2 separate regions of the Homo sapiens genome follow, and region 1 is linked to region 2. Evidence: chromatin contacts called from ENCODE Hi-C or POLR2A ChIA-PET data. All regions are on one chromosome and are shown on one strand. Each heading gives the region's core, a stretch centred on a gene start or an enhancer-like site at or near the end of the contact. The rest is flanking DNA. Distances are from core to core; before and after follow the strand shown.

What was found. Hi-C counts contacts between places; a loop is a spot of excess contacts on that map. ChIA-PET counts read pairs that join two places held with the same protein, here RNA polymerase II (POLR2A). Pooled maps may share reads with other maps.
Region 1: a map of HCT116 shows a loop between it and region 2 (2.1-fold over the local background). The contact joins two enhancer-like sites. A Hi-C loop is called at or near these places in 3 of 168 maps with a recorded cell type or tissue (HCT116, PC-3 and PC-9) and 2 of 50 pooled maps. POLR2A ChIA-PET finds 5 or more read pairs at or near these places in 3 of 52 experiments (BJ, MCF 10A and OCI-LY7).

Annotation. Positions count from the first base shown.
Region 1 is chr13:45,167,132-45,170,897 of GRCh38, reverse strand. All of the region lies in intron 4 of GTF2F2 (general transcription factor IIF subunit 2), which reads right to left. Among named protein-coding and RNA genes, the nearest start is that of KCTD4, 32 kb to the left of the region's middle. Within about 2 kb of position 2,502, at least 8 of the 41 ENCODE cell types and tissues checked have a DNase peak (open chromatin) inside an H3K27ac peak, as active enhancers do; they include HCT116, where a contact is called at or near this core.
Region 2 is chr13:45,279,829-45,283,670 of GRCh38, reverse strand. GTF2F2 (general transcription factor IIF subunit 2) reads right to left here. Exons shown (of 8, transcript NM_004128.3): 8 at 1-229. The coding sequence ends at 110. Among named protein-coding and RNA genes, the nearest start is that of SNORA31B, 55 kb to the left of the region's middle. Within about 2 kb of position 1,855, at least 3 of the 41 ENCODE cell types and tissues checked have a DNase peak (open chromatin) inside an H3K27ac peak, as active enhancers do; they include HCT116, where a contact is called at or near this core.

The DNA.
Region 1 (3,766 bases), core at 1,253-3,752, 110 kb after region 2:
AGTATGACAGATCACACTGCTACTACCTTCACTGGGCTTTCATTACAATCTCCCCTCAGTCAGTTGGAAGCCACATCCTTTTCATTCCAACCCTTCTCTTGCATCTAGACTTCTCCAATTCCTCCAGGGACCATTCTTCTGATCTCATGATGGTTCTCTCAGATACCACCTCTGATCCTTTCTCTGACTGCAGCCCCTAGTCTTTCTTGTATGCAGATTCTCTATATTTTCCAGCTTTCAGGAATAACTACTTCAAAGCCACAGAACCTTTCCATTAGAATATAATTTACTCAGAAAGACAGTTTCAAGGGGAAAATATTCTGTGTACAGAGTACCTCACTAGCTGAAAAAAAAGTCATTTGTTGGAGATGATTTCAAGACTGCAAAACTCATGAAAAGTAATTCAAATAAATTACCTGCATCACTGACTCAACTGACATTCACTTTCCACAAAAGCTTTTATTTGCTTCTAAGCCTTGTCAGAAAAAAATTTTAAAAGATGTTAAGTGGGAGAAAGAAAAATTAATTGGAGCCCATGTAATGATAAATTTACCAGACTATGCGTGTTACAAAGATAACCAGTCTCAGCTGGGCACAGTGGCTCACACCTATAATCCCAACACTTTGGCAGGCCAAGGCAGGGGGGGTCTGAGACCAGCCTGGGCAAGAAAATGAGACCCTGTCTCTACAAAAAACATTTTAAAAAATTAGCTGGGTGTGGTGGTATATGCCTGTAGTCCCAGCTATTTGGGAGGCTGGGGTGGGAAGATCGCTTGAGCCCAGAAGTTAGAGGTTGCAGTGAACTGAGATCATAGCACTGCAGTCCAGCCTGGGTGACAGAGCAAGACCTTGTCTCTAAATAAATAAATAAATAACCAGTCTCTTATTAAAAATCAAATAAAATAAAATAAATGTTGGAACTATAACTCTCTGGTTTGTGTTAAAAACCTAGTTCTTAAGAAGCTTAATATTTCTAATATTGCAACATTTCTAAACAATACTGGTTGTGTCCATGTAAACTTATGCTTGAAGGTTAAAAAATAGTAATCTATATTTAAAAGGGAATAAGTTACTGAAGACATGTAAAAAAAATTAGTCTAGAAAATTTGATACTGGATCCATGGATTCAAAAATCAAAGCATAGCTGACGATGTTCTTTTGTTACCTGAGTGGTGGTTACAGGGATGTGTTCACTTTGTGAGAAATCAACAGTATAAACTTATGATTTGTGCTGTTTTCTTAAATGTAGGTTATGTTTCAATTAAAATTTTAGTAACAAAAAAGCAAAACACAAGAAGAAAATCAATTTTTCTAAAAATCCTCAACTAGACTTCTTAGTTCAAAAAACTAAATCACAAGTATTAAATCACACTGCATTAGTTTGCTGGGGCTGCCATAACAAATTTCCACAGACTGGGTGGCTTAAGCAACAGGAAGGTATTTTCTCATAGTACTGGGGGCTGAAGTCCAAGATCGAGGTGCCTACAACTTTGGCTTCTTCTAAGGCTCAGCTCCTGGGCTTGCAGATGGCCACTCAATTGTGGCCTCCTCACATGGTCATTCCTCTGTGCATGTGCAACCCCAGTCTCTCCTGAGTGTCCAAATTTCCTTTTCTTATAAGGACACCAGTCAATTGCCACTGCCTCTTTTTAAATTCATCGCCTCTTTACAGGTCTTATCTCCAAATACAGTCACATTCTGAGGTACCTGGGTTTAGGACTTCAACCTATGAATTTGGAGCAGGGGCGGGCACAGTGGCTCACGCCTGTAATCCCAGAACTTTGGGAGGCCGAGGCGATCGGATCACTTGAGGTCAGGAGTTCGAAACCAACCTGGCCAACATGGAGAAATCCCAGCCTGGGCAACGGGGTGAAACCAAGGAAGGAGGGAAGGAGGGAAAGAGGGAAGGAGGGAGGAAGGAGGGAAGGAGGTAAGGAGGGAAAGAGGGAAAGAAGGAAGGAGGGAAGGAGGGAGGGAGGGAAGGAAGGAGGAGGGAGGGAGGGAGGGAGGGAGGGAAGGAGGGAGAGAAGCAAGGAGGGAAGGAAAGAGGGAGGGAAGGAAAGAGGGAGGGAAGGAAGGAAGGAAGGAAGGAAGGAAGGAAGGAAGGAAGGAAGGAAGCCAGCCAGGTGTGGTGGCACACACTTGCAGCTCCAGCTACTCAGGAGGCTGAGGTGGGGAAATCACTAGAGCCCCAGAGGTAGGGGGTGCCATGAACCGAGATCGGGGCACTGCACTACAGCCTGGGTGACAGAGTGAAAACCTGTCTCAAAAAAATAAATAAATAAAGTTCAGGTAGTTTATTTGTCAGAAAACACTGAGGGTTGGAAAAATGAGGAAGAAGAAATGAGCCTATAAAATGATTAGTGTAGAAAACCAGTACCAGCTGGATACTACTAAGGACAACTGTTGCTTAATATGTGCCTTAGTCACCCTACCTGAGGATTAAAGGAGCTGGGTGTTTATCAACTAACAACTCCTGGCAGATATTGGCTGAACGCCACTCCCAAAGTGAGTGTTAAAATCCTGGCATTTCTGGCCTGCCCTCCAGGCAGGCAGAGTAGTTGGCAGCAAGAGAAGCTCTCAGGCAGACAAAGGTGCCGAGATGTAAAAGTTGGCTAGTGTGCACAGTAACGGCAAGGCCTTGAGAGGCTATGGGCGAACACTGACAGCACCTGGGGCATCTATGCCACAGCCCCTAATCTATAGGAGTCTGTCCCAAACTTGTGAATGTAAAGACACATCAGCCTTCACCTAGAAGCAGCAGAAAAGGGGTTGAGAAGTGCTCTAAACCAGACTTTTTTCTTTGCTAAACGGTACAGATCTTTCTCTCAAGAAAAGTCTGACACATAACACATTATACAGTAAGGAAAAAAATGTGTCAAATCATCATAGTCATTAAGTTCTGCATAGCTATATAAAAGAAACTGAAGCTGTAAACAACACTGGGTGGTGTACTTTTTTTTCCCTCTATCAACAGAAAATGCCACAACTTTCAACCATAAAATATTCTCAAGAAAGGTTCTTTTAGACTGGGGGGAAACAAGTGAGGCTGGGCGTGGTGGCTCATGCCTGTAATTCCAGCACTTGGGAGGTTTGGGAGGCCTGAGGTGGGAGGATCACTTGAGGTCAGGAGTTTGAAACCAGCCTGGCCAACATGGTGAAAGCCTATTGCTACTTAAAACACAAAAATCAGCTGGGGGGCCGGGCACGGTGGCTCACGCCTGTAATCCCAGCACTTTTGGGAGGCCCAGGCGGGCAGATCACGACGTCAAGAGATCAAGACCATCCTGGCCAACATGGTAGAACCCCATCTCTACTAAAAATACAAAAAAATTAGCTGGGTGTGGTGGTGCGCACCTGTAGTCCCAGCTACTTGGGAGGCTAAGGCAGGAGAATCACTTGAACCTGGGAGGCGGAGGTTGCAGTGAGCTGAGATAGCACCACTGCACTCCAGCCTGGTGACACAGCAAGGCTCTATCTCAAAAAAAAAAAAAAAAAAAATAGCTGGGTGAAATTAGCTGGGTGTGGTGGCAGGAGTCTGAAGTAACATTTATTTGGGAGGCTGAGGCAGGGAGGCGGGGGTTGCAGTGAGCCGAGACTGCAACACTGCACTCCAGCCTGGGCAACAGAGCGAGACTCCATCTTTAAAAAAAAAAAAAAAAAAATAGTAAAATAGTATGTATAGTATGTGTCTGTAGGGCTTTTTACCCTTTATTATTTTGAAATAGCTAATGATACAGTCTGTATAAGCAAGAATTTGTGGGCT
Region 2 (3,842 bases), core at 606-3,105:
ACTGTCACTTAACCCCTATTAACATACGGTGTTCAAGCCTTCCAGTATCAGCGCCTTTTGCATAGCATCGCTGCTAGTCGTTTCACTAGCATGCTGGCTAGGAGTCTTCTTAGTCACTCTTTTCTTCTCCTTGATAGTGTCTGTACTCTGGCTTCAGCTCCCATGTGTTTTTGTGGATCCCTTTTACATTCTGAACACCAATTTCTTTTAAGATTTCCTTCAGGTACACCTAAAACAAAAACAAAACCCCTAACAAATGAGATTATAAATGCAGGGGACAAAACTTAAAATAAGATGATATGCCAAAGCACATATGCAAGCCATAAAAATTATGATCCTAAAAGCTCAGCAAGATTTCTCTATAAGGAGGTTCAATAAACTGCCTTTTGATTCTACATGTGCGACATGGTAACTGCACTAAATATATGATCATGTGCATTAAAGGAGTTGAAAGTCCTGAATGCCAACAACTTAAAAGCTAAAACAAACAAACAAAAAAAACACAAAAAACACTACATGAAATACACGAAAAAATTACTGGTCCTCACTCAGTGTGACACGGTACACCAAGGGTAATCTGCCCTTGAGTTCAGTGGCCTCATGGGACTCAGTTCACAGATTGAAACCAGTAGTTTCAGGAGCAGTAGCATATAAAAAAAATGAGCAACATTTTTGAGAATATTCTATCAAGCAGGCATATGACAGGTATTCAGAATTCTCAGTTCTAAGGTGAGTTCTCAAATTTGTTTTTAGGCCACCCACTTATTTTTTCCTATGTGAGAAGGAGAGTTGTTATTTGTATTTACTACTATTTGTACTTTAGCCAAGCTTGCCAACACAGATAAGGGAGTAAGAAGTGATAATAAGGCCGGGCTTGGTGGCTCACGCCTGTAATCCCAACACTTTGGGAGGCTGAAGTGGGCAGATCACCTAAGGTCAGGAGTTCGAGACCAGCCTGGCCAACATGGTGAAACCCCGTCTCTACTAAAAATACAAAAATTAGCCAGGCATGGTGGTGGGAACCTGTAATCCCAGCTACTAGAGAGACTGAGGCAGGAGAATCACTTGAACCCAGGAGGCAGAGGTTGCAGTGAGCTGAGACTGTGCCATTGCACTCTAGCCTGGGCAACAACAGTGAAACTCTGTCTCAAAAAACAAATAAATAAATAAAGTGATAAGAAGACATCCCCTAAAACTATCAGGGATGCAGCCTTGTGTTTGGCTTCTCCAAAGAAAAGAGTCATATTATGGTGTTTTAGGTCCCTAAAAATTCAATAAACATTTACTAAATGATTACTATGGTCATGGAAATGATGGCTATGTTAAGTGTAATATGAAACTAGACCTTTGCTTGCCAATGCTGAAGGCCAAAAAGCATTCCACAATAAGCTGACCAATATAAATTACAGAATTTCCTTCTTGGAGAAGAAAGGAAAGATAATAATATTAATTATTATTATCATTATTATTTTGAGATGGAGTTTTGCTCTTGTTGCCCAAGCTGGAGTGCAGTGGCATGATCTCGGCTCTCTGCAACCTCCGCCTCCCAGGTTCAAGCGATTCTCCTGCCTCCTCCCAAGTAGCTGGGATTACAGGCGCATGCCACCACGCCCAGCTAAATTTTTTGTATTTTTAGTAGAGATGGGGTTTCACCATGTTGGCCAGGCTGGTCTCGAACTCCTGTCCTCAGGTGATCCACCCACTTCGGCCTCCCAAAGTGCTGGGATTACAGGCCTGAGCCACTGCACCCAGCCAAGATAATTATTTAAAAGCGACTCTTTTGTTGTTGTTGCAGAACAAAGCAATCCAACAATAATTTGTGTGCGTGTGCTTCAAAGAACTAGTTACGGTATGATGATGACTCATCCCATTGATGGAAGATGTAATTTTTCTTATTGATTGAAGTGAGGCATTAATAAGAAAAATGGCTGAGAAGCTCTTGTCTGTATATTTAAGGTAGTGCTTTTCTCTAGCATGGTGCTAGACCACCTGCATCAGAACCCTGTGGGGAGCTTGTTAAATGAGACACAGCTTGGGCCTACTGAATCAAAGTCTCTTGGGCTAGGCCCAGGAATCTGCATTTTAACAAGTGCCTAGGCGACTCATGTAACTATATACTAAAGTTCCACCACATCTGGCTTAAGGTTCTTCCAGTTCTGATACTCTAGGATCTTTGAGTCCTTAGTGTGTTGCTTCGTTCTCTGAGCCTCATGTTTGCTGTAGAGTACGTGTTACCAACATAATCTAATGCCACTTTACACTGACTGATATAATGCTCTAGAGTTCATAAAGTCCTTTTAGTTAGGGGTAGGTTGTCACCTAGAAACATAATAGCTGATTAGTACTGGAAGTATACAGAGGTTCCTTCAGGATGGCTCAGCTCTCTCGTGGGCAGCCTTCCCATGCCAGCAGCCAAGCCCCAGCAGATGGCAGCAATGAACCAAATGAGCCCTGGGTTCCCCCGAGGCTTGCCTACCTCCCACACCTTATACAGTTGGCTTCACTAGCAGACCCGTGTGAATGAGTAAGCATAAAGGCTTGAGATATCTAGGTAATATAAAATGCAAGTCTGCCACCTGCTATTTCAAATTACATTTAAAAAACAGGACACTGTTCATAAACTACTTTCTAATTGAACAGGATTCATAAATGGAAAATGATTGGTTAGGCACAAATGATTCTCTGTTTAGGTGCCAAGAATGACATCTTTGTAAAATTCCAAAGAATGGTTTATTATGAGACTGGCTAAGACGATGTTGCACAAACAACCATACAATTGTGGATGCACTGCAATGGGTCAAAAATGAAAAGAACAATTGCCAGGAGCATTTTAGTAGCTCCATAGAAAAGAAGCTCTCCTGACTTCAAGTCTAGTGTGCCCATTTATAATCTAGGCCCAGAAAATGAAAATCCTAAAAAGGGTTAAACAAAAAATATTAATAAAGTCTGAAGTGTACAAATTCAGTTGTTTTCATGTCCACCCTCATTTTGGCAATCTAGTAGAACATATGGAATTCTTTTTATAAACGAAGGTGTCATTCTTTTTTCCTTGTAACAATAAGAATGGAATGAGATGACCATAGTCAGTCAATTTCTCAAGCAACAAAATGCAATCAGGGTCACAATGTACTGTGATCAGGGGGTAGGGGACACAAACTTCCTGATTTTTAGGATGTTCTAAACTGCAACCTAAGACCATTTTACTCTAATCAAATAAATTAGCTTGGCAGGGAAGTAGGTATAAAACATTAGCAGAGAAAGTAGTAGTGACGATAGGGAAAAACAAGGTCTCTGAAGGGAAAATCTCTAAAGGGAAGACATGGACAGAGAACAGAAAGAGCACATGTCCTTCCTCTGTCTAAAATATTCTAATGACTTCCCCGTTTGGGCTACACATTAAATTCCAAACGCCTTTGTAGGCATCCACTCAGGTCTGCCTTCTCCCTTTAGCCTCATCTTCCAACACTCCCCCTCACGCATGCTTCCCATTTCTGCATCTGCGTGCTTCTGGGTTTTTCCCATATGTTGTTTCCCTTCCTTGTAACGTTTATCTCCTTTCCTCAAATCTGGACCCCTCATTCTTTAAGACTAGGCTCAAATGTTACTTTCTCAGAGAAACTTTCTCTAACAGCCTTACCTTAGATTTACATTTCACACCGCACAACCTTCGATGGTAGCTCTTATTATATTATAATCCTTTATTTATATGCCTTGCTCTCCTCTTAAATCACATGCTCCTTTTTTGGGGGGGGCGGGGGGACGGTGGGAACAGAGTTTCACTCTCGTTGCCCAGGCTGGAGTGCAATGGCATGATCTTGGCTCACTGCAACTTTTGCCTACTG